Regions from separate parts of the Mus musculus genome. Here regions 2, 3, 4 and 5 are each linked to region 1. Evidence: chromatin loops called from intact Hi-C (ENCODE). Cell type or tissue: left cerebral cortex. All regions are shown on one strand. Region 1 holds the start of Micu1 (mitochondrial calcium uptake 1). Region 2 overlaps Mcu (mitochondrial calcium uniporter). Region 3 overlaps Mcu (mitochondrial calcium uniporter). Region 4 holds the start of Gm23803 (a small nucleolar RNA gene). Region 5 holds the start of P4ha1 (procollagen-proline, 2-oxoglutarate 4-dioxygenase (proline 4-hydroxylase), alpha 1 polypeptide).

What was found. Hi-C counts contacts between places; a loop is a spot of excess contacts. Peaks named below come from ENCODE experiments on the same cell type or tissue, not always from the same donor. Only the 100,000 strongest peaks of a DNase experiment are listed, where the experiment ranks them.
Region 2: a loop joins it to region 1, with 2.7 times the contacts of the local background. A loop is called at or near these places in 7 of 42 quality-filtered maps.
Region 3: it touches region 1 in a loop (2.7-fold over the local background); 7 of 42 quality-filtered maps call a loop at or near these places.
Region 4: it touches region 1 in a loop (2.4-fold over the local background); 7 of 42 quality-filtered maps call a loop at or near these places.
Region 5: it touches region 1 in a loop (3-fold over the local background); 2 of 42 quality-filtered maps call a loop at or near these places.

Annotation. Positions count from the first base shown.
Region 1 is chr10:59,699,897-59,704,896 of GRCm38, forward strand. Micu1 (mitochondrial calcium uptake 1) reads left to right here and starts at 2,667. Exons shown (of 12, transcript NM_144822.3): 1 at 2,667-2,791. In left cerebral cortex, a CTCF peak has its summit at 2,772; a DNase peak (open chromatin) is centred at 2,663; H3K4me3 peaks cover 2,084 bases; H3K27ac peaks cover 784 bases.
Region 2 is chr10:59,488,652-59,493,651 of GRCm38, forward strand. It overlaps Mcu (mitochondrial calcium uniporter), which reads right to left. Exons shown (of 8, transcript NM_001033259.4): 2 at 2,436-2,505. Among named protein-coding and RNA genes, the nearest start is that of Oit3, 49 kb to the left of the region's middle. In left cerebral cortex, a CTCF peak has its summit at 2,447 (motif pointing right); DNase peaks (open chromatin) are centred at 2,497, 2,899 and 3,144.
Region 3 is chr10:59,500,705-59,505,704 of GRCm38, forward strand. The region is part of intron 1 of Mcu (mitochondrial calcium uniporter); the gene reads right to left. Among named protein-coding and RNA genes, the nearest start is that of Oit3, 61 kb to the left of the region's middle. In left cerebral cortex, no CTCF peak of the experiment used is centred here; DNase peaks (open chromatin) are centred at 1,918 and 3,259; H3K4me3 peaks cover 645 bases; H3K27ac peaks cover 174 bases.
Region 4 is chr10:59,813,016-59,818,015 of GRCm38, forward strand. The region is part of intron 8 of Micu1 (mitochondrial calcium uptake 1); the gene reads left to right. It overlaps Gm23803 (a small nucleolar RNA gene), which reads right to left and starts at 4,782; the gene lies at 4,651-4,782. In left cerebral cortex, CTCF peaks have their summits at 126 (motif pointing left), 2,015 (motif pointing left) and 4,741 (motif pointing left); DNase peaks (open chromatin) are centred at 1,977, 3,742 and 4,690.
Region 5 is chr10:59,320,945-59,325,944 of GRCm38, forward strand. P4ha1 (procollagen-proline, 2-oxoglutarate 4-dioxygenase (proline 4-hydroxylase), alpha 1 polypeptide) reads left to right here and starts at 2,352. Exons shown (of 15, transcript NM_001316371.1): 1 at 2,352-2,532. In left cerebral cortex, a CTCF peak has its summit at 2,428 (motif pointing left); DNase peaks (open chromatin) are centred at 408, 2,264, 2,867, 3,051 and 2 more places; H3K4me3 peaks cover 3,192 bases; H3K27ac peaks cover 2,499 bases.

The DNA.
Region 1 (5,000 bases):
CCTGGGTACAGCCAGACTTTCTAACACAAGATGTTCCAGATCCTCTTGGACCTTTCTGCCCTCGCCCTGAATTCAACCATTTCTCCATGAACGCCGGCTTCCTTTTATAAAAGTGGAAAAAAATGGATTTAGGACTCAAAATAGGAGAAGCGATTCTTTGATTTTGTAGTTACCTTCAACTACAATGAAAAAGAATAGATTTAAAATTTTTATGTATCGTTGATTCAGCTGGTCTTCCTTGCTTCATTTGTGATAGATAAAAAGAAAGGAATATTTAAGGTTTAAAAAATTTTTTTTCTTACTTATTTGAATATAATTATTTCTGGCCATAATTATCAGGAAAGAACATACACACTACAATAGCAACTAAGAACTTAACTTCTAAATGATACTGGACTATACTAGTTCCTCAACAAGAATCTGTGGGGTGGCAAACAGCTCAATTCTAGAGGGCTTCCTAGACTGTACAAAGTTCGGTGTTCAGTCTCCAGCACTACAGAAGAGAGAGGAAAGCTTTGGAAATCTGCATAGGTTTTTAAAGACTATAATTTATAAAACTCTGAAGATAGATATAATGAAGGATGGGGAGTCTATTTTGAATTCATTTGAAAGAATTGAATGGAAGGCTTATGAAATGACACTCCAGTCACTCAGATGCCTGTCTCAGGAGAGATTCACTTTTCACTGTGGTGTAATAAGTTGAGCCTGCTGTGGTCACACCTGGAATTGCTACTTTTATGTATGTGATAAAAATAGGTAACTAGGAAATGCTTGAAAGCATGTCAATTAATATGTTGGCCCAACTGAAAGAGAAAAAAAACTTCTCTCTCTCTCTCTCTCTCTCTCTCTCTCTCACACACACACACACACACACACACACACACACACACACACACACACACAAAATAGCGCAGGATTTCTAGTATAATGTACTTTTGCTATACTGAAGACAAAATAGAGATATTTTATTCTGTGGCATGGAGGGGAAAAAAAGACCCAAATCCATTTCTTTTCCCATTCAACACCTACATGGAAATCACATGGGACTATGAAGATCCAGATTTCTGAGCACCGTTCTAGTCCAGTGAGTGTATCTTAGGATCCAGGAATCTGTGTTATTTTACCCTGAGCCAGGCATAGTAGTGCATGCCCACAACCCCTGCACTTTGGAGGCCAAGGCAGGAGGATTACCATGAGTTTGAGAACAGCATGGGTACCCTAGCCTATATAAAAAGAACTGTCTCAAATAAAAACCTAAACCAAAAATCTCTCCAGTTAAGTGTGAGGCATTTGATTATCAACATGGCATGGGAACTACTGGTGTGGGGCAGGGGAGGGATACCTGGATATTTCTTCTTATATTTATTTACATATTATTATGTGTGTGAGTATGTGTGTGGGGTGACACATTTGCTATGGTACATGGATGGAGGTAAGGGAAAAATTTGCTATTTATGTAGCTGAGGACAACCTAAAGACAATTCCTGATCCTCCTGCCTCCGTCTCTACAGGGGTTATAGTCATATACCAACATGCCCAACTTAATCATTGTCTTCCTTGATCTTGATGGATTTTTATGTTTGGCTTGGTTTTTCAGACAGGATCTTATAGAGCCCACACTAGCCTCAAACTCACTATGTAACTAAGTATGGCTTTGAACTCCTGATCCTACTGCCTCTATCTCTCAGATTCTGGGATTACAGTTCTATGCCACCACATCTGGCTGAAAATTTTATTCAACAATTTATATATTGATGATTTTTTTTCTCTTTTCCTTATTCAAATAAAGAGTTAATTTATCCCGTGAGCCTCCAAAGTGTTCTATGGTATTTACGATGCAATGTGAAATTTACAAGTTTCAGAGATAACAAGATGTGTGTCCCAAGAGAAGACTTTTATTCGCTCTTTTCTCCTTCCCTTTTTTCATGTATGTATGTATGTATGTATGTATGTATGTATGTATGCATGCAGGTATGTGTGTTCCGCAGCATGGTTCTGAAGGTTAGGAGACAACTTGCATCAGTCAGTTCTCTCCTTCCACCATAAGTGTCCTGGGACTCAAATACGGGTTATCTGGTTTGGTAGTAAGAGCCCTTACCTGCTGAGCTCCTCTGTTTCATAATTTGACACAGGTCTAAGTAAACCACACTAGCCTCTAAGTTCCAAGTGTTGGGAGACTAGCGGGGACTTCCTGGAAGGAGTGAACGTGGAGAACTGGAGGTGGATAAGATTAAGATACATTATATCTTACGAAACTGTCAAAGAATAAATAAAAGATGTTCCTAAAATAAAACCAGTGTGAGCCTCTAGACTGGTGGGAAGAACCTCGTTATCAATTTCCCACTTACGGAAGAGCAGGGTTTAACTAGAAAGAGGCACAGGAGAGGTGGACTTTGACAGCAGAGAAACAAAATCAGCAATGGAATGCAGGAGGGATTTTGCAAATCTGCCGGCATTCCCGCCTAAACAGCGAGGGCGTGGCACCGACGTGTGGGCGGGGCTGAGGACAGGGCGGGCCCCCAGGCGAGGGCGGAGTCTTGACTCGGGGCGGGATCCGAAGTGTGGGCGGGCCCCAGAGAAGGGCGGGGTTGCCTCTCCGCCCCGCCCCATTTTCCCCAACTCGGTTCCTCCCTGCTACGTTTCATCAAGATCCCGGCAGGCCCAGCGGCTAAGGGAGTCACGTGAGAGTGGGCGGAGGACGCAGAGCGGGGCTCCCCGGCATTTGCGTCTCTATGGTTGTCAGAGGTGGGCGGCATTCTCCGAGTTGCTGCTAAAGCTGGAGCGCGGACGGGTGAGTGTGAGGAATCTGATCGCCTGGAGGCGAGTTTAGGGGAGGGGAAGTCGGCGCATTTTGGGGACGAGCCTTTCGTGTGGCTCTGAGATCCGGCCACTTTTCAGGTCCGCCAGGGACTGCTGCTGTCTTGGTGATGCTGTTGGTGATATGCTGAGGGGACTCTCGGTCCTCCGCTCCCTTCACCCTATCACCCCTTATCCCTGTCAGGGAGAACTTGTAGTGCCCGGCTTCTAGCCTCAGAGTGCATCCTCTCCACCTGCGGCCAGGACACACTAGTTCTCCCGGAATTCGTGGATGTGGTCAGAAGTAGATGGAGGAGTTTAGAGCTGTGACAGAAAGATAGATAAATACATGTATTGGGGATAGAGAAGATGGGGCGGGGGGATCATTGGCCTTTTAGAAAAGCAAAACAAACTGCAGACTTCTCGGACTGTTCCGTTTTTTATCCTCACCAGCAACTTCGCGTTCTCATTCTCCCTTTCTCTGTCTGTGCCCAGTCCCAGTCGGGGCTACCCACACGATGTTTCGAGAATGAGCCAGGTATTACTGATTATGTGGGATGCTAGAAGAAGAGTTTAAGGCGGACTGTGTTTTATAATAAGTTGTCACCTTTATAAATCCGAGGTTTTGTCTACAGTCCCTTTCAGGTGCTTGAAGTGCAAATATTTGTGCATGTAAATAAATAATTAAGATTAAATAATTTTCTTCCTGAGACATTTTGGAAAGACCTATTTTTTTCCCGCTTGTTTATAAATACATGTTTTGATCCACTTCTGGGATGACTCCCTTAATAAACCTCTGTTTACTTTAAAGCAGTCAGTAGGGTCAGACAGGGAGGTGATTTAACAGCATTAGAAAGGAGTGTGTGCTGGAGATGAAACACATCTGTTGGGGAGTTTAGGTTTCACTGATTGTCAGCCTTTGAGACATAACAAACAGTTGGCGGACTCGACCATCCTGAATGTTTGCCGGTGTGGACAATGTGATGCTTGTTTAGAATCTTATCCTAAAGAGTTTAGAATGCCACTTATCCGGGAAGATGTTCTGGCCACCAGTTACTTTGTTTTGTTTGAATTCTTTTTTGTTCTGTTTTTTTTTTTTGAGGTAGGTTCCCCACCCCCATCACTAGGTTTGGCCTTAAAGTCTGAATCTTTCTGTCTCTGCCAACTGAATGGTGGGTGGGATTACAGGCCTGCCCAGACCTTACAGACTTCAATGGGTTCGGTCCCCACTTCTCATCAATCTTTGATTCTGTTTTGCTTAAAGACATCACCCTGGCTACCTACTGATGCCAAGAAAGAGTCATCAACACCTAAGTATCCGCACAGGGGTCATAACATTCAAAATAATATTAGCAGAAAGTGAAGATTCTGGAATGGCTGGTGTGCCTGGAGAGAATGATAGGAGCCAATGATAAAGCCAATTCTGGTAAAAGCAAGAGCATCACTGCCTTTATTATAGTTTCATGGAGTGGTTACTGTATTCAGTAAATCCATCCATCCATCTGTCCGTCTGTCTGTCCATCCACCCATCTATTGATACAGTGTTTCACTGTGTTGCCCAAGCTGGCCTTGAACTCCTAGGTATAAACACCCTGCCTCAGGCTCTGTAACTTGCTTTCTTATGCTTAGAGGAAAAAAAAACTAATAATACATAATTCCTCATGTAATTGAATATCACATGAAATAATTATAACCGTTATATTTAACTGAACAACTACTTTAGACCTTTGTAGTCATTTTAAAGACTCAAGTAATTAATGATGCTCTCCCCGCCAACCCCCACAGTTGGCTGAATATTTAATGGCAGTCTTCTGCCTCAGGCTCCTGAGTGCTGGGATTATAGGCATGTGCCACCAGGCTGGCAGTAAAGCCATATATATGTATGTATATTATATGTATGTATATACACACACACATATATATACACACATACATATACACACACATACACACAACATATATACATACAACATATATATGTATATATATGTTTACTTTTAAACTGCAAAGTTAGTTTTAGCTCTTGAACAGTTTCAACAGTATTGAAAGCACAAGCTAAATACTCTCCATTTTCCCCCAAAGAGTTATCTGGTATACTTCCTTTTATATAAAAGTACTTTTTAAAAAAAAGGTTTACCACAATATCCCCCCAACTTCTAATAGAAAGAGCTTCCTTTGATGCCAAAAAAGGGAGTGGATTCCTT
Region 2 (5,000 bases), 210 kb before region 1:
AAAAGAGCCCTAGCAATCAAATCTTCTTTTTAATGCCCTGCTGATAACAGCAGGAGTTAATTACCAGAAGCCAGCGGCGTTTGGCCTTAGAATAGCAAAGACTTAAAGGAAGAAAAAAATTTACAATTAGTAAGCAACTTTTGCACCCATAATCACTGGCGCCACCATCGCCACCCATGGCTGTTGGCCTCAATTTACCTAGATGCTGGGCTGGTCCCAGCAAGGTTTCCTCCAAGGGCTGAAGAATCACCAAACATGAGTGCGTGTGTATGTGTTCAGATTACCCAACAGCTTCGGGGAAAGGATTCCTGTTACCCTGTAAACTTAAACTGACAGATATAGAGGATCTGGGGCTTGCATGATCCATTTTGGGCTTCTTCAGTTTTGTTGTTTCTGTGAATTTGCAAGATGTTCTTTTAATGCATGCCGTCTGTGAATTAATGCTTATAGAGTTGAATTTAGAACAAGATCAAACTGAAGTTTACACAAAATATGTTAACCCCTAGGCCAAGCTCTGTAAATTGAAAAATTATGGTAGAAATGGTAGTGAAAGTTAGAAGACATGACCTTAGGTGGGGGTGGGGTGGAGGTGGGGCATCTCCAGGATGAGACAGGACCTGGGACAAGGGAGGCATCTAAGAATCAATGGGGGTGACCTTAGCTCTGACTTACTGCATTGGAGATATGGAACCTGAAGAGGCCACCACCTATATCCATCCAGACAGGAACTCCAGTAAAGTGATAGAGACACCAGCCCACCCACAAAACTTTCAGCTCCAAATTTATCCTGTTTACAAGTAATATAGGCATGGGGGAATGAGCAGAGACTGAGGGAATGGCCAACCAATAACCAGCCCAACTTGAGACCCATCCCATGGGTAAACACCAATCCCTGACACTATTAATGATACTCTGTATGCTTGCAAACAGGAACAAGTTGCCAAGATGCTCCACCCAACAGCTGACTCAGACAGATGCAGATACCCACAGCCAAAGAGTCGATGGAGCTTGGGGACTCTTATGAAATAACAGGAGGAAGGATTGTGGGTCCTGAATGGGACAGGAACTCCACAGTAAGATCAACAGAGTCAACAAACCTGGACCCTTGGGGCTCTCAGAGTCTAAACCACTAACCAAAGAACATATGCTGAACCTAGGCCTTCCCATATATATGTATCAGCTATGCAGCTTGGTCATCATGTGGGTCCTGAACAACTGGAGTGAGGGCTATCCCAAAGGGTACATTGTTTGTCCGTAGGATATGTTCTTTTAGGCTTCAGGCCTTGTCTGGCCTCAGTGGGAGAAGAAGCACCTAGCCTTGCAGAGACTTGAAATGCCAGGGAAGGAGGGACACCCAGAGAAGGGGATGGGGTAAGGATTGTGGAAGGGAGTGCCCTCAGGAGGGGGGCAGTGAGCAGGATGTAAAGTTAATAAGTAAAAAAAATAAATTGATTAAAGAAAAAAATAAGCAAAGTTTCAATCGTCTTGACAGTCTGGGGCACTCTGAACATTTACAAAGTATCCGGCCTTTCCCCCAGGACCTCTCCCTATATAATCCAGGCATTTTGGTCTTCCTTCTCTTTCTTCTCCTCTCCTGTCTCTCTGCACGCACACTTTCTCGCTTTTTCTTCCCCGTCTCCTCTCTCTCCCTTCCCATGGTGACTTCCCTGGCCTCGGTCCTTGGGGCCAGCAAACTTATCCAAGAGCAGCTTCCCAATAAACCTGCATTTAATATAACCAAAACTGGCTTGAACTGGCTCATTTCACCGGCAGAGAAGTAACTCATCACCTGTTTCTAAACGTGAATGACCATTGAGGACCTATGAAGACTTGACGGACAACTAGTCTGTGTTAGTTAACTCTCTGAATTCACCCTCATCCCAGTTCCACATCCCTTTCTCTAACCGTCATCCCCTTTCCCTGACCTCCAAGAGACCCAGGAGTGGGAATACAGTCTGTAAATCAGCAAGTGGGCTGCAGAGGTGGCCGAGCAGGTACAGGTACTCACTGCCAAGCCAGACAACCTCAGTTCAGTCCTTGGAATTCACGTGGTGGGAGGAGAGAACTGACCCCCTCAAGTTGTCCTCTGACCTGCAAACACATGCCATGCCATGCATGCACCCCCAAATAAATAGATGTAATAAAATTATTAAAAATAAATGTTTAAGCCGGGCGTGGTGGCGCACGTCTTTAATCCCAGCACTGGGGAGGCAGAGGCAGGCGGATTTCTGAGTTCCAGGCCAGCCTGGTCTACAAAGTGAGTTCCAGGGACAGCCAGCAGAGCTATACAGAGAAACCCTGTCTCGAAAAACAAAAAACAAAACAACAACAACAAAAAATGTTTATATTGACTAAAAATGTCTGGAAACACTAAGGTAAGGAGGATAGGGAAAAAAAAAAAAGTAAGATGTAAAAATGGATTTTCTGAAACTCACCATCAGAGGGCACAACCGTACTGCAATATGCGGCTCCCACGCTCTGCCAGGAAGCCGGCCTCTGGTGTGCCTAAGAGACAAAAGCCAGGTAAACCATCAGGGCAAATTGATTCTAGGCACATGTGCTCCAAATAACGCTAGCATCTTCACCGGGAAGCAGAGAATGCAAATGAACCGAAACAATAAAAGGCATTCCCAGCAGCCTGTTAAACAACAGGGACACTATCAACTAACACATCTTCATACATAGAAGGGTGGTCTCATACTAAACAAAATGACAGTCACACCTGGGGGAAAATATATTACTGACTTTTAAAAGCAATCCTGGTTAAGCATTATCCGCTCTAACTTTCCCTGCCTCTCGCTGCCAGACCTTAGACTGGCATCTCTTTCATTAGTTATGAGAATGCGATGCACTGTGCAGCTTCAGTATTGGAGTGGGCTCTGGCTCTTGCTGTTTGCTTTTCTTATTAAAATCTTGGACAGGCAACCTCAGCGCCTGAGCCCAGAGCATTAGAACGAAGTCACGGTCACACACTTTTGCCGCATCTTCAAAGGGCAGTGCTGCGGCCAGGAGTCTAGACTGAAGTTCTCAGAAATGAGCTAGGTTTCAAGGAGAATACTGAACACATTTCTCACTAAGCCCTTTCTTTTTATCTTTCCCAGTCCCAAAAGTATGACAGAAGAAAGGCAGGAAGGCACTAAAGAAAACCCATGCCAAGACAATCGAGACCATTTAGGAATCCAGGACAATGCACAAGGAAACTCAGTTGTAACACAGGATGCAGGAATCTCATTACCTCCCACCTCCTTCCTCCTGAAGACATCTGGGAACGTAAGAAAGACTGACTGTGCTGTTTGGAATGGGAATGGTCTGACAGGCACTTACGTCTGTTTGAATATGTTGTCCCTAGTTGGTGGAACTGCTTGAGAAGGATTAGGAGGTGTGGCCTTGTTGGAGGAAGTGTGTCACTGGGGCTGGGCTTTGAGATTTCAAAAGCCCAAGCCAGGCCCAGTGTCTCTCGCTGTCTGCTGCTTCTGTATAAGATTAAAGCTCTAACTATTGCTCTGGCATCACGTTATGCCTGCCTGTGTGCCACCATGCTTCCTGCCATGATGATTCTGGACTGACCTTCTGAGTTCTGAAAGCAAGACCTATTTAAACACTTTCTTTTATAAGTTGCCTTGGTCACACAGTGTCTCTTCAGAGTGAGAGAAAAGTACCCAGGACACTAATATTTAGAACTAATATTTAGAATATTTTAATTGGTTTTTCTTTCGGGTTTAAAATTTTGATTCATTGGACTTAATTTCAGTCACATTTAAGAAAGACAAACAGCCAGTCTCTCTTCCACGGCAGCATGGCTGGCTTCATCTCACCTCAGACAGCATCCTCCTCCTTTTCCAAATACTTATATGAATTTCAGTCTGTTTCTGAACAAAGCTTTGCTCTATCCAGTGATCTGTCTGCTCGCAACCAGATAACCACGATGATGGTTCCACATTCTGGGTTTATGGTAAATTTTAGTATCTGGTTTGGTTAGTTGTCAGGAGAACTGAATTGGTAGTATATATACTGCACTTAGAACAGTGCCTGGTCTACAGTGAGTGTTCACCTGTAAGTGCCAAGCATTTTGTTTTGAGACCATGCTAATTCCATGGGTTGACATAGGGGAAACTACCATCTGTATTATGTCAAGCCTTTGCATCCAGGAGTCTTTGTGGTTTGAGACAGGGTCTCACTATGTAGCCCTGCCGACCTGGAACTCACTGTGTAGACCAGGCTATCTTCAAACTCACAGAGATCTACTTGCCTCTGGAAATCTAGGTGTATGCAACTATACCTGATGTAGCCTAGAATCCCATGTCTCTCCTTCCGAATCTTTATCTGTATCCTAGAGAAGCATTTTACAGAGTTCTCCTCACAGAGTTTGCATCTGTTCCCATGACTACTGTCTGCATTGTAGTGTAGTAACCAATGCTGAATGCATCACCCTGAGGTTTTTTCCTTGTGTGCATCCGCAATGTCTCTACTGGCCTGTTATTTACTATCATTTCTGAGGTGCTCTGCTTTCTCTGTGAACTAATCTGGGAATTGTTCATTAGGAAAGTCTAGTCTCCTTATATTTATTTATAGGAATATAAAACATATATTTAGTCTTTTCCAGTATGCAGTTTTAGAGTCTTGTGTTTGTTTTTCTTTTTTTTCTTTTTGTATGTACGGAAGATTAAACCCAGGGCCTTGACCATGATGGGCAAGCAGTATAGTCTGGAGTTTTATGGGTGTTTTGATCACTGCTTTCTTGTTAAATAGTTTCCTTGTGAACTAAAGCATGGCGATGCATGCTTGCAGTCCCAGCACCCTGGGAAGGGAGACAGGAGGATTGCAAGCTGAGTTTATAACATTGGTTTTCATGACTACTTGGTTCCCTCTCTCCCCTTAGCTCTTCAAATGTCATCCCTGCTGGGAAAGGTCTACTCTGGCCCCTCATGTTAAATACTGATCCAGCGTTAGCCTCTCCTGATTGACTTCAGGTATATACCCCTACCCAACATGCTTAGCTT
Region 3 (5,000 bases), 200 kb before region 1:
TCAGAACTACAGGAGACCCTTGCCTCAAACAAACAAAACAAAGGAGAGTTTTTGTTTGTGTTTTGAACAGTGATTCTAGGTTCTCTGTAGCAAAAGACGACCTTGAGTCTCTTCTCCTCCTGCCTTCAGCTCCCAAGCACTGGGGGTGTACATTTCCTCAGGGATCATTTGTGGTGCTGGATATTGAAGCCATGACTCTGAAAACGTCAGGCAAGCATGCTCACGAGCTAGGCCACACCCCCAAGCATGCTTACCAGCTAGGCCACACCCCCAGCCCTTGTATTACTTTTAAACACATTATGTCTTCAAGTTCATCGTCTTTACAACTTCCATACACTGTTCCTAGATTCAGTCCAAACCCTTTTATTCCACCATGCTGTGTTCTAATATCTGTTCTGATGACACACTCCCCTTTAGGGTTATGGTCAGCCAGAAGACTTCGTACATATTAATCTCCTTACATATTAGGACCTCTCAGTATGCCAGGAGGTAGTAGAAACTTCATAAAGACTTACTTCACAGAATTGTCGCGCCCCCCACCCCTTTTTCCCCTATTTCAGCTTCTTTGACAAGCTCTATGACAGCTTTGTACTCTACTCTTTCCCTTGGGGAATTATTGCTGATGTTTTATTTACTGCTGAGGGAGTCTGAGAAATTAGAAGAAATGACAACAGCTACAGGCATTTGGGGAGTAGTTAGAGTATTCCTTCACCTACATATTTAAGGTCTGTTTTATTTTTGGCTGCTGCGGGTGGATTTCATGTTACATTGAGTTGGTTAATAACTATACTGTTAACTATTTTTAGACGACAAAATACCCAACCACAAAAATTCTTAAGAATCCTTATCCACAAAAATCCTTATCGACACATAAACACTAGGATTTGTTCTTGATAACTCTTTATACTGTTCCAAAAGGAATGAAAGCAGAATGCCACTTGTTAGACTGACTAGACAGACATCATTTGGAAGACGCTCATATCGCGAGTGGAGAATGGAACATGATGTAGTGGTCTTCTTAACAGTGCTCTTTGGCAGAAGACTTGAATCTGTGGGTCCCTCTGTCTTACCATCTAAGTCTATGAAGTCTCCGGTCACTGCGGCAATGACCTTGGAAGTATTTCGTTTCGGGTTGGTGGTGGATAAACAGGTGTTGATTACATTAGTTTCTGGGTTTTATAAAGTGCAGTACTGTGTAATGTTTGAAAATACTCTTTCCTATTTGGGGGACTCCTGGGCTATGCGAACCTGGGCTGGTTCTGACAGCTGTCGCCTGCACCTGTGGCGTCTGCATCACCCAGGAGCTAGTCAGGAGTGAGGGGCAGACTCCCAGCTCCCACCTTAGCCCTCTGGCTTTGTAACAAGGTTACCAGAAAATTCTTATGCAAACAGAAGCTCGGAAAGCCTTGTGTAGCTCACCCAATCCAGATTTAAGCGCAGGCAGGAGCAAGGGAGGTGTGGTGGTCTCAGACCTCCACCTCCTCTCTTATCAAGACCCTGGCAGAAGCAACGGAGTTTCAGTGAGAATCCCTGTGGTAGAAAGAATGCTGCCTAGACAGCTTGAAAATGAGATTCTCCAGTCATACCTAGCTCCATGACCTTGAACCAGACTTTTCGCCTTTGAAATGAACAGGCCTTACAGCAGCCATTGTGAGTCTTTACAACTCGGAAAGCTATGAATTTGTGAAGACAAATAGCGATGTGTTCTTTCCTGACATGTGTCACGCACAATGAAGTAGTTGAGGGGGATGATTTAACGGTTTGTGCAGCTGGGAGAAACGGTGCAAGAGACAGCAGGAGTAAGGCTTTGGGATCCCGTCCCTTCGATACTTTGTATCTATTCAGCACGGAAGCTGAACTTCTCTGTGTTTCACACTTGGATTCTGAAAGATGCACAGTGGTGAATAACTTAGGCGGTGGGCGGCAGCTATTAATACTCCCTCCCGCTTCCTTTGTTCCTGAATACAGATAAAAACAGGTAACAAAAGGGTTCCAGAGATGAAAACAGCTCTTACATCGTGCACAAGAGCAAGAGAATGCTAGTGTTCTTACGAAATCAGGGTTAAAGTGTCTACAGGTAAAGGAACTGGGAAAAAAATAAAACCAACATGTATGTGAACATGTGAATGCACCTATGTAGAGAAGATGAAACTAATGTGCATCTGTACACGTGAATGCACATATTCAGGGAAAAATAAAAGTAACACACGTGTGGACATATGAACGTACATATGTGGAGACTATGAAACTAATGTGCATGTGTATGTACATGTAAATGCACATATGTTGGGAAAATAAAGCTATCATGTATGTGAACATGTGAATATGTATGTAGAGAAAATAAATCTAACACACATGTGTACATGTGAATGCACATATATAGAAGAAATAAAACCCGTTTTTTTCCATATGCATATACATAGGGAAAATAAAGCAAATGTAGTCACATATTAATAACATAAATCTAGATGGGGATAAGACTACATGCACATTGTATTCTTTCTATCATTTTCTTTAGATTTGAGAATATTCAAAATAAAAAAAAACTGAAGGAGTACAAACTAACATGAATATGCTTCTTGCTTTATTTATTTTTTTTAACAAGTAAAATGTATGAGATTTAAGTTTTTGGTAAAGTTTATAAAGCATCAGAGACTAGGATGGAGAAAGCAGTAAGTACGGTATTTTAATAACTCGTCTTCCTTCTTCCTGCGATGCTTCTTTAACGAAATAAACAATGTCCAACCACCGGGTGGGAGATGACCCAAGCAACAGGGCGTGGCAGGGAAGTGTGAGGTCAGATGCCTGGGACTCGTGCAAAGGGGTCATTCCTGCAAGCCAGGTGCTGGTGGAGGGGGGCAGGGACGGCATCCTGGGCACTCACTGGCCAGCCAGATTAATCAAACGGGAGTTCTAGGCTCAGTAGGAGATAATGAATAACCTGGAGAGGAAGCGAGGAAGGCACCTGAGGTCACCCTCAGGCCTACAAGTGCACCCATGTAAATAATGTGTGTATACCTACATGCGCGCGCGCGCGCGCGCACACACACACACACACACACACGAGGGGCAGTGCAGATAAATAGGTCTGAAGTGACTTTTATTTTTGCTCTGGCGTCAGCTAGTATTGGAAAAGAACGCAGCTTTCTTCCTTCCTTCCCCGTGAGGAGAGGGGTGCAGTAGCTGTCCTGAGCATCGCTCTCTGTCCTCCCACGCGCGCATGAGCGGAGTGGATTTCTACACTAGGAGAACGAGACAACAGGCGAGAGTTCCAGCACTGGAGTGGGTGTGTTTCAACACCCTTCCCATTTACTCTTTTTACCGACTTATGACCCAATCAATGCACGCTTGCCTTTCCGGGATAACCGCCCTGCTGAGTTAGCAGCTCCAGCTGTAGCTCTGGCAACAGGCAGGGACCAGGAGCAGCCAGTGCTCCTTCCGCACTGCCAGACGAAGTCCCATAGCAATGCCACCCAGAACAAACACACTTTAATTAATGAGAGATTTAAACACATTTGTTCTTAATACCCCGGGGCTTCATAAAAACACGTCAAATTCAATGACTTTTTTTTCCTTTTCTCTGATGTTAGTTAAGTGGATGGATTTATTTTAGTTTGCTGTTATGCTTCATATAGTTAACACATTACTTAAAATGATCACAAAGAGGCTGTTATTAAAACTCTTACAAATCAAATCATCACAGTGTAGTGTAAAGGGATGCAGACAAGGCAGCTAGGGTGATTTTCATACATAATTGAAAGCCCAACTCTTTGCTTATTCTGCCTGAAGCCAGCTCTTCGCTGGTCACGTGGGACCAAACACTCAGCCAACAGTTCTAGTCATGGCTTCACAGTCCGAGCTGACAGAGGCTCAATTACATATTAATAATGACTCTTCTTACAAATACCACTACCATCTTCATTTTGCAAGAATTATGAACAGCTAGGAATGATAATTCATGTTTGCATAGTACCCAAACTATCCATTGATTTAAACATGAATAAATTGCAAAAGCAATGTATAGTAAATGTGTAAGCTATAGAGTATGTAAGTTATAGTACTTGATGAATTAACATACAAATACATGCATTATTACTTTATCTTTAATGGGTATATAAATATATACATATTAATAACTATTGAATATGAGGAATATATACACATAACAACAACGAATATGTGAATGTGATTACTCTTAAGACTCATAGAGATGGTATATCATTTTTATACTACATAGCTCTGGAAAGAAAATTTTGGAAATTGGGGATGGAAACAGAGAGTTTTGACAATACTGCAATATGTATTTTCCATGATAGTATTAAATGCCAATTTAACAGAATGGAGAATCACCAGGAACTCAGGGGGAGATACGGACATTAAGGTCAGTCTCTGAGACTGTCTATGAAGTATTATCTTAATTATAATAATTAGTGTGGAAAGTCCCATCTTAACTGGGTAGGACCACTCCCCAGCCAAGGACTCTGGACTCTAAAAAGTGGAAAAAGCAAGCTGTGTACTGGCACACACGTATCCACGGCTCTCTGCTTCCTAAGTTCTTCTCATACAATATGGTTTGCTCATATTCTTTCCTTTACTCCAGCTCTCTCTAGATCTTCCCCACCTCCCTACCTACCCAGCTTCACGCTCTCTCATTTTTCAAAAACGAAACAAAAATAACCAATAAAACAGAAGATGACGGATGCAGAGTGACCAACTCCCACAAGCTCCTGCTGCTGACCCCTGCCCCACCGTGATGGACAGTACCCTGAACTGTGAACCCCAATAAATCTTCTCTTATGTTACTTTCCACAGAGCATTTTATCACAGCAAGAGGAAAAGAAACTAAGAAATTTTCCCAGTTTAAAAAAAAAGAAAAGATTTGACACGAGCTAGACCAAACGTGGATATTTAAGAGTGATAAGTATAGAAATGCATTATAGAATCCTTTGTAAATTGTAAAAGTATTTCTAAACTGTTTTTGTTTGTTTGTTTGAAAGCAC
Region 4 (5,000 bases), 110 kb after region 1:
GTGGCACGCACATTCCTTGAATACCACCATTTCTCTGTCTCCTCAACTGATCTTGTTCGCGGCTTAGTTCTGTGAAATTGTCCCTGTAGAAAGCTTCCGCCCAGCGGTTTTCCGTAATGTCGCCACCTCCTGGGTACAGACAAGCAGCCTGACTTAGCTCCCTGAGGGGAGGTCCCACGCTCAATGCCTCTTTATCTGTCAGGAGCACAGAGACTTGTATCAGGTCACAGCCTCTGTTACCGCTTGGTAAATCTTTGCAATTTTTGTCGTGGCTGTAATCAAGCCAGTGATTTACATCCGTGTAAACTAATTTAGACCCGCCACCCACCCCCACCCCACCGCTGAACGTGTAAGCTGTGTCTCAGTAAGTGTGGAGGGCCTAGCTGTTCGCCTCTTCAGAGAGTACCATGAAGCACGAATGAGCGAGTAAATAGGGAGAATTTATCATCATTGCCCCGCAACCCATTAATTTGGGCCCCACTTGGAGTTAATGCAGGGCTTACAGTTTCCCCTTACAGCCCTAGTTTCCATACCAAAGCCTAGTTTTTAGAAAATGAGTTTCCGATTCAGCCTTTAATCCCAAGCATAGTTCATGCTGTCTCCTACGCGCAAGGACTCCCTGTGGGCGTGGGAAAGAGGTGATTGTTACTGTCCTTTCTCAATCAGCTTCTCTATGTCGCCTTTTCTAATTTACCCTTTGGTAATTTCATAGATGCATATAAGGTGTTTGCGTCATAGTCACCCCCACCTTCTTCATCCTCCATCCTCCCACTCACCCCGTCCCCCAGTCCCTCTGGACCGCTTCTTCCCAGCACACCCCTCTTATGGTCCTGCCTTTTATTTCTTTAGACTCACTGAGCTTCACCAGGGTAGCCCATGTGAACATGTGCATGGGTAATTTACTGAAGCACAGGCAACTTACCAGGGACCGCTGACAAAAAGTGACTCACCCTGCGCCAGCAGCTGGCCGGCATCAGCTGCCCGAAGCTCGTCAGCCAAGGGCTGGGCCGCATGAGTCCCTTCCCCATTATATGTTGTCTTCATAGAAGGTGATGTAGTTCTCTGTCATTGTAGCTGAAGGGAGGCTGGAGAGATGGCTCAGTGGTTTAAAACGCAGGCTGTTCTTCTAGAGGACCCATATCAGGTGGCCCACACCACCTGCAACTCTGGCTCCAGGGGACCAGGTGCCCTCTTCTGACCTCCATGGGCACATATATACTCACATACACATCATACGTTCACACAGATATACATAAGCAAAAATAAGGATAAGATCGTGTTTTTAAATGTATCTCAAGGTAACAGAAGCAAGTCTGATGGCAGACCTGTTGCTAATACTGGTGTGCATAGTTAATGTCCACTGAGCTCTTTGTGTGTGCCAGGCTGATTACTATCACACTTCAGCAAAATACAAAGCACAAACATTGGATGGATGCACCATCAACTTATCACAGAGAAAGAAAGAAAACGCTGTTGAGTTTGCCACAAGAGAAGTACTTTCACCATGTCCGTATCTTTCCCCATCAGTGAAGATCAAGCTTACAATACTCCTCTAGTCTTAGACTTCTGGTACGTGGAGTTCTTATGCAGACAAAAAGGGAAATGCAAGTAAATGAACTAATAAACTAGTCTGAACCGCCCCTCCTTGGAGAGCCAGCACCTCTGGCTGTTTCGTTCTGAATCGGCCTATCAGCCTCCCCACATCTGTTGTCCTTTGCACTGTCACAGCATTGGTGATACAGCAGTTTGAAAAGAAAATTCCACAGTTATCTGGAATTTTCTCCTAAACTATTGGCACCCATTCTGCAAACTCTGACTTGTTTCTGCAGGCAGAGACAGCAAGGGTACAGTTGCTCTCTAGTCAGTAACAATCTTAGGCAGTCTGCTGATTTCAGAGACACTAGACTGTGCAACTGGGCAATGGCCCCACAGTTAAGAAATAGCCTTATCTTTCCAGCTCCCAAGTCAGGCAGCCCACAACCACCAGGATCAGCTCTGAGGGATCTGACGCCCTCTGCTGGGCTGTGGAAGCACTCACATTACCAACATAGTTTGATGATGATGACAGTGGTGCTGAAGATGTGGCATGTCTGCCGCTGTAATTGGCAGCAAGAACCTGGGAGAATAGGGCCTAAAAATGAGGTGAACTAAGGACTCGTGCAAAAGCCAACTTTATTCAGAGCATCCGACAGTTTTTACTCTGAGTGTTAAGAATCATGTGGATGGGCGGGTGAGATGGCTCAGTGGGTAAGAGCACCCGACTGCTCTTCCGAATGTCCGAAGTTCAAATCCCAGCAACCACATGGTGGCTCACAACCACCCGTAATGAGATCTGATGCCCTCTTCTGGTGCGTCTGAAGACAGCTACAGTGTACTTACATATAATAAATAAATAAATAAATCTTTAAAAAAAAAAAAGAATCATGTGGATGAAGTGTACAGTCACAAGGACAAACCTCTTGTGTTTTTCCACAAAGGCGTAGAATAACTACACTTAGGAGAAGCATGAAACACATGCCAAAAACAGTTATGTGTTTCAAAGAAGCCAAGGTCACAAGACTCTTGTCTTCTTAGGGTTTTCTAAAAAGCACTCAGAATTCTCATTCAACTCCATCCTTGAACTGTATCCCAACAGTTAAATGTGTGTCCTGCAGAGCACCTGAGTTCAGGTCCCAGCACCCATATCAGGTGACTTACAACCTAACTCCAACTCCAGGGTATCAAGTGCCTTCTACTCCGCCTTCTACTACACGCTCGCTTGCGCGCACATGCGCGCGCGCGCGCACACACACACACACACACAAGCACAAATCTCAAAACAATAGTAATTCTTAAAATGTAAAAGATTATCTCAAGGGGGCTGTGGACCCAGCTCAGAGATACAATGCTTGTCTCATGAGCCATAAGGTCCTGAGTTCAGTTCCCAGCAATATATTTTAAAAAAAAAAAAAAAAGAAAGAAAGAAAAGAAAGGATTCACACCATCCTGGGCTACCTAGTGAGATCCAATCTCAAAAAGTTAATTAAGTAAATTAATTAAAAGTAAATTAAAATCTGAGAAAAGATCAATAGAGATAATTTTACATGTATTATCTAGCTTAACTTTGGCAGTAACCTCAAGAGAAAGATACTGTCATTTTACCCACATTATAAATAAAGTAACCAAGGCTTGAAAGGGTTAAACAGCTTGCCTGGAGGTACACATTTGGTATTTGTCCAAGGGAGGAAAAAAAAAACAGAGTCTCTCTGACTGCCAAGGCAATTTTCTTGCTGCCATGTTATATTGGATTCCCTTCTATAACACACCAGCAATACCTTTGAAGTGGATGCAAGGGATAGCCTGATCCTTCCATAGCCAGAAGAGACTATGGGGCTGCATAAAAGTGTTTTCCAGGGGCTGCCAGATTCAGAGACTGGATGCAAGGACCCCCAGGAGTCTGGACCCTGAGACTCAGATTTCTAACTTAGAGGACAGGGTCTTTCTGTGTTTTGATCCAGCTATTCTCACTTCCCTATGGGGCACAGTGCTATGCTAACGCTTTACTTAGCATCTCTCCTTGCGTGGATTCTATAAAACTTGATGACATGGTAGCTTTCTAATAGCAAGTGGCAGAAGGCACAGAACTTTGCTGATGAGTTCTTTTGGTTCTCACTTTAATGAATAAGTGTACCTGCCAGTCTTGCCTAATTTATCACTCCAGCCTGCTTCCAGATCTCAGTACAAATTGTTTTGGCTTGCATGGAACTGCCATCCCGCCCACGAGCTCCTGGGAGCTTGTCGCTGTACTTGGCTGTGTGTATTGTTTCTTCCGGGCTTGTTGTATGTGAAGTGACCCTGCAAAAGCAAGCTGTCCTTCCTAGCCAGCAGAGCCCATACCTAGGCATCTCCTCAAAGCTTTAGGGGATACTTCAAGATCCACCCCCCCGACCCTGAGGAATGAATACCAATTCTAAAGAAGCTGTGCCATCTCCCCCTTAGGCCTACTGCATTCTCTACTGCAGAGTGTGTCTTAGTTGCCCATTTGGTAATAAATTGGTACGTAAATTGTGTAAATGAGCCAGAGACACATTCAACCAAAATTATTTAATAAGCACATGCTATGTGACCCTGCACTTGTGTAACCGACCAAATAATATAAACCACAGACTTTTACTTCAAGAAGTACATGATAGTGGGCTGGGAGATAGCTTAGTAGGTAAACTGCTTGCTATGAAAGCACATGGACCAGCACTCAGGTCGTTGGAGCCCACATACAGCCAACCATAGCATGCTGATACAACCCCAGCTCTCCTAAAGCAGGGTGGATGGTGAGTCTAGGTGGTGAGTCAATCGAATCACCAGGAGCCCTGGGGCCAGCTAGCCTGGCATATACAGCAGAGAACAAGAGACCCTGTGGAAAACAAGATAGGACCACCACCCAAGGCTGTCCTCTGACCCCGGTATGCTCATGCATGCACACACACACACACACACACACACACACACACACACACACACAAAAGAATTTTTAAAGCAGTACATAATGAGAGATTCAGGCACCAAGAACAAATTAATCTTATCACAGTGCAAAATATACTCTTCTGTTATATCAGACAGGATATCCAACATCTCGACATTGACACAACATTATTTTGGTTTTTTTTCCCTGGGAGTGTTAGGCTGCCTATCATTCAGATGTATGCGGGTCAGAACACTGAGTGTAAACATAGCCTTTCTCTTCTCTGCCACCTACTGACACACATGTGACATAGCAGCCACACCTGCAACACCTCTAGGTGCAGTTGTGACACAACATTATTATCTACAAAATTTAGGCCCAGGAACCACACAAACAGGTTACAGAAAAAAAAAAAAAAAAAAAAAAAAACAAAGATACCTCCTGCTCTCAGTAAGCTGACAGTTTTGTGTTGGTTGCATTCCTAGCTGTCCCAGGTTGCTGGTTGCCTGGAGGCTACAGTTTGGACATGCCCAGTAGGCCTTACCTGCTGTAAGAGCTCAGA
Region 5 (5,000 bases), 380 kb before region 1:
ATCACAATTTTGAGGCTGGCTACATAGTAACTTCCCACTATCTTAGCCTATATACAGTGTGAGGCCCTGCTTCTAAAAACAAAACAAACAAAACAAAACCAACTAAACAGTCAGGCAGTGGAGTGGCACATGTGCTACCAAGCACTCGTCTATGTAGCTACACATTCCACATTGCATATTTATTTATTTATTTATTTATTTATTTATAGACTCTAGAATGAGCACACATTCACATAACTAAGAGGTTTGAGGTCTGCTCTTGCACCTTACTCTCATAATCTTGGGAGAGCCAACTCAATGGGTGGGAAGAGTATTCTTGGATGCTTGGGACAGCTGGCAACAACCTAACCACAGATAGAAGAGACTCTAGGCTACAAAAATAAATCTTACTAAATTCAAACCAAATGTAACCCCAGTTCAATTTTAGCAAAAGATTTTAAATGCCTGCCAGCGACTCCAACACCTTCAGTCAAGAGGAAGTACGGCAGAGGGAGAGTTCCGGGGGTGAACAAGAACTGCAACACTGTCTTACTTTTACAAAGTTCATAAGAGCATATGGTCATGTAGACATATTGCTAAGACCCCTCCAAGGATCTTAGAAGGGGGTGCTGGCAATTCTGATTCCTGACACTGAAGCTTCACTGACTTCAGGTCTGGAGACATCCTTTGGTCCGTGACTCATAAAACATATTAAGGATTAAAGGAGATTTTTATATGGGTCATATCTGGCAGGATTTACTGTAGTGAGAGGTTAAAAAAATATATAAAATAGCTTTATTTGTGCATTTTAAAACAACTATATTACAAGTTAGCAGAAAAACATTTTTAATAAAAACATCTTAAGAGTATTAGTGGGGTGGCTGTGTGGTTTTTTGCTTTTTTTGTTTTTCTTCTGTAAATTCTCTTACTAGTGGCCTGGTTGGGATATGCCTCACACTTAAACCATGACAAAGGAGCAGAAGTCTCTGGAAAATCCAACTGTGTTGTCATTATAGCAAAAGAATCGAAATCGTCCTACAAAAACATTTTTGGCTCTACTGCTCCTGACTAGACCCACAGAGCCACACTTTTAGAAACCATTGCTTTCAGACGCCTGAAGCTCTTTGTCTCTCTGTCCCAGATAAGTGCCAATCAGTTCCATACTTTAGCAAGCAAGGAAAACTTTACAGTTTTAAACGAGTAACAAATGTTAGAAAAGTCTTTCTTTCCCTGACAGGAAGTAAATTATCTCTGGCATTGTCCTTATTGCCAGTAACTAAGGTTCTCTTCTTTTAGATCAAGACTAAACTCAAACACAGTTCGTGCCTTATATAGTGTGCTCAGTAGTATTTTTTTAAAGATTTAATTTTATTCATTTTAACTATACGTATGTGTCTTGTGTGGTTAAATACCGGTGTTCTTGGAAGCCCAGAGTTGTTGATCTGCCCGACCTGGGGTTTCAGGATGTTGTGAGCCACCACCCAGCACGGTGCTGGGAACTGAAATCTTAGCTGTGTGTGCCACATCTCCAGACTTACTGTTGTTGATGCTTGTTTCTGTGCTGGTTTGTTTGAGGCTAGGTAATAAAGTCTAAGGCCTTTTTTTTCCATGTTAGGTAAATGCTCAAAACCCAACATCCTGGTACACCCCCTCCCCAGCCCCATTATATGTTTCCATGCTCTTCCTGAATCCTAGGCATGTGCTAAGTAAGTGCTTTTTCATTCATTGTCTCATTGTTTCTCACAGCAAGCCTAGGGCCTAGGGAACAGATAATATTGTATTCCTTCTTTGCAGATGTAGCACCCAAGATACAGGGAAGTTAAAATCTAACTTTATACAGAGTGGGTTAGGATTTAACCTCAGATGACACTCAATTGTCATCTATTATTCACCCATAAAGTATGCGGGTGGGAGATTAAGCGAAATCCTCGTGTTCAAAAGTGTAAAAAAGACGCTTATTAAAGCAAAAACCCCTGTGGGCCAAGCCAGCCCCGACAGTCACCCCGGATACACCGTCTTGTTTCCCACTCCACACCTCCACTTTATTTCCTAAATTCTTATAAACTTCTCCTAATTTTGCACAACTGTCCTTCCTGATGGCTTCGATGGCTCTGAGACCCGCCGCTGACCCTGAAATGAAGGCGCTAAATCCTACAGGAACCCGGGCGGGGGTGGTGGTGGAAGCCCCATGGTAACCACGGGAACGGTGGCGTGGCAGGAGCTCTGCGCAGGCGCACTGCGTCCTCGCGTGGGCCAGCCTAGGCTTGGAACACCCCGGGCCTGGGCGACTCCCGGGTGGGTGGGAGGCTCGCCGCAAGCGCCTGCGCAGTGGCGCGGGAGCTGGTGTGACAGAGCGCACGTAGCGAGGGCTGCGGCCGCCCCCTCTCCGGCGCGCCGGCGCGGCAGGGGAATATAAAAGGGACGCCTGGCTCCCTCTACTGCCCAGTCGCACTGCCAGCAGGCTGAGGGCGGCAGGGAGCTAGCTAGCGGGGACTGCAGGCGACAGGACTGACCCGAGCCGAGCTGTCGCCTTCCTCCCGGCCCGCTATCCAGGTGAGGCGCTCCTCCGATCTTGGAGACGGATGCGGGGTCCCCGCGGGCAGCCGGGGTCCCTTCGCTCTGGAGTGGGGCTCAGCCCTTCTCACAGCCGCCCCCGGGTCTCCCCGAGAGGACCCGGCCCCGCACCCCCGAAGTCAGGCCGCCCCGGCGCTCTCCCAGCTTCCCTCGCCGTCCCCCCACCCCCGTCCTGCCTCTGGCCGGAGCGGCAGCAGCGGCTTGCGCCCCGCCCCAGCACTAGGACCTTCTTGAATGTTCCATCCCGGGCAGCCAGCCTCCCTGATGACTTGTGCAGCGGTACCTCGTCCGCCCCACTAAGCCGGGGGAAGGCGAGGGCGGACGGGCGGGGGTCTGGGCCGCCCGAGCCGCAGATGGTTAGCATGTGGCAGTGGAGAAAGCAGGCAGCGCTTGCAGCCGGGGGCTGAGTCTCTCCGTTTCGATCGCTCTTCTTCTCTTTTTCCTTTTCACTTTTGGAAAGTAAAGCTGGGAAGTGGGACCTACTCAGAAGTTAGGACTGAACTTGTCTGTTGCGCTTCTCGGCGTTGTCTCAGCAAGTAGACATAGCCCGGGGCGCCGAGTTTAGCTGAGAAGTTGCTGTCATTCACAGTTGGGGAAGCTGGCTTCTTCCTTCCTCTTCATCCCAGTGAATCACTTAAGGACACACGCGTCTGTCTCTGTATTTCTCTCTCCCTCTGCTCCTTCTTTCCTCCTGGTTTCCAATCTTGCCCACCTCCTCTGGTTCAGCTCACCCTGATGATCCCCTTTCCCTTTTCGTCTTTCACGCTCCCCTCCTCTTGCAGGGTCAACAAGTCAGTCCATTTTGGCCAAACCTTCTATGGTTGTGTGAGACTTTTAAACTGAATTTTGTGATTGACCCCAGATGGATGTTCAGTGTGGGGAAGGATGGTACGGTTAAATACGAGGTTGTTTCTCCTAGAGAGTGGGAATTTGGTACAAAGGCAGGCTTTCGGACTTAACATCTTCAGCTGACCATCCAAAATGAGGACTCTTGGGGTATTGCACCGTGGTTTATAGGGAAGAGCCTCCACAGAAAGGGATAGACAAGCTCCTGGGTTCTCTTTTAGGAAATGATTTTTTTTTTTTTTTTAATTAAAAGGAACCTGCCAGGTTCGACTTAACTCGAGAGCCATGGCTCTTGGACTTTTTCCTTGGAATGCACTCTGGAGGGATGGAATAGCCACTACGTGAGTGGGGGAGGGGGGAGACGTGGCAACGCTGTTCTTTCATCAACTTTTTTTTTTTTAAGGTTGAGGGGGAAAAAAAAAACCTCGTTTCCCTTCTCAGGTTTAGATGAAGCTTATGAATGGAACTTAGTCTTTTCCTAAAATAATCGCATAAAAAAATTACTCCTGCGTAGCAGGAACATTGGAAATTAAACTTTAAAAAGACACAAAAGGGTTATTTTGATTATTTCTAGGGAGAAAAGAGATTTTTAAGCAGGAAGTAGAAGCTGAAAGTGAACACGCTCTGAATATTTTTATCTTGATTTGAAATAGGAATAGTCGTGATTTCTTTCTTTTTTTTCTTCAGCCACTGATTTTCTTTAACTTTAGACCGTCAGTGTCATTTCAGAACCTTAAATATGAATTAGAAGCTTTATCTTTTCCTTTTGTAGGAAGCATAGATTTTTGTTCCTTACTTTAAAAGGTCATGACAGTTTGATTTTGCAATATTGTGTCTAATTTTTTCCTGAGGGCAGATGCTTTTTGGATTTACAGACTAAGAAAAGGTCTACTGTTTCTCTTTTAGGTGGATGAAGCTATTTCCATTGTTATACTGAATTTTTTTTACTTTGAAATTAAGCTGAGACTTTGATAAAAGGCTTGGGCATTTTGTCACTTTGTAACTCAGCTAGTAAAATAGGTGAAAACCAGATACAACTTGTAATTGTAAAGAATAAATATTGAAAAAAAAATTGAAAAACCTTTATAGCCAGTGGTGGTCATACATGTCTTTAATCCTGGGACTTGGGAGGCAAAGGCAATTGGATCTCTGTGAGTTCGAGGCCAGCCTGGTCTACAGAGTGAGTTCAGCATAGTCAGGGCTACATAGAGAACTCAATCTCAAAAAACCAAAAACAACAAAAACAAAATAAAAAACCAAGGAGGAGGTGGAAGAAGAGGAGGAAGAGGAGGAAGAAGATGAAGAGGAGGAGAAGAGAAGGGGGAGAGGAGGAGGAGGAAGAGGAAAGAAAGCAAAGCTTTAGTTCTCCTGTGTATCACCATTGTTGTAGGAGAGCTGTAGCTTTGGTGAGGAGACACTAATTTTCTGTTACTACAGAGTGAGTTATGGACTGACAAGCTGTGGTTTTCATGGAGCAGTTAATTTCAAGCATTTGCTTTGATGCTAGGGATATAGAGAGAATGGAGACAGCTATAAACCTTATGAGCCTTAATTTCTGTGGGAGGAATGCTTTGTTTTTAATAAATGACTAACCTGGGTAT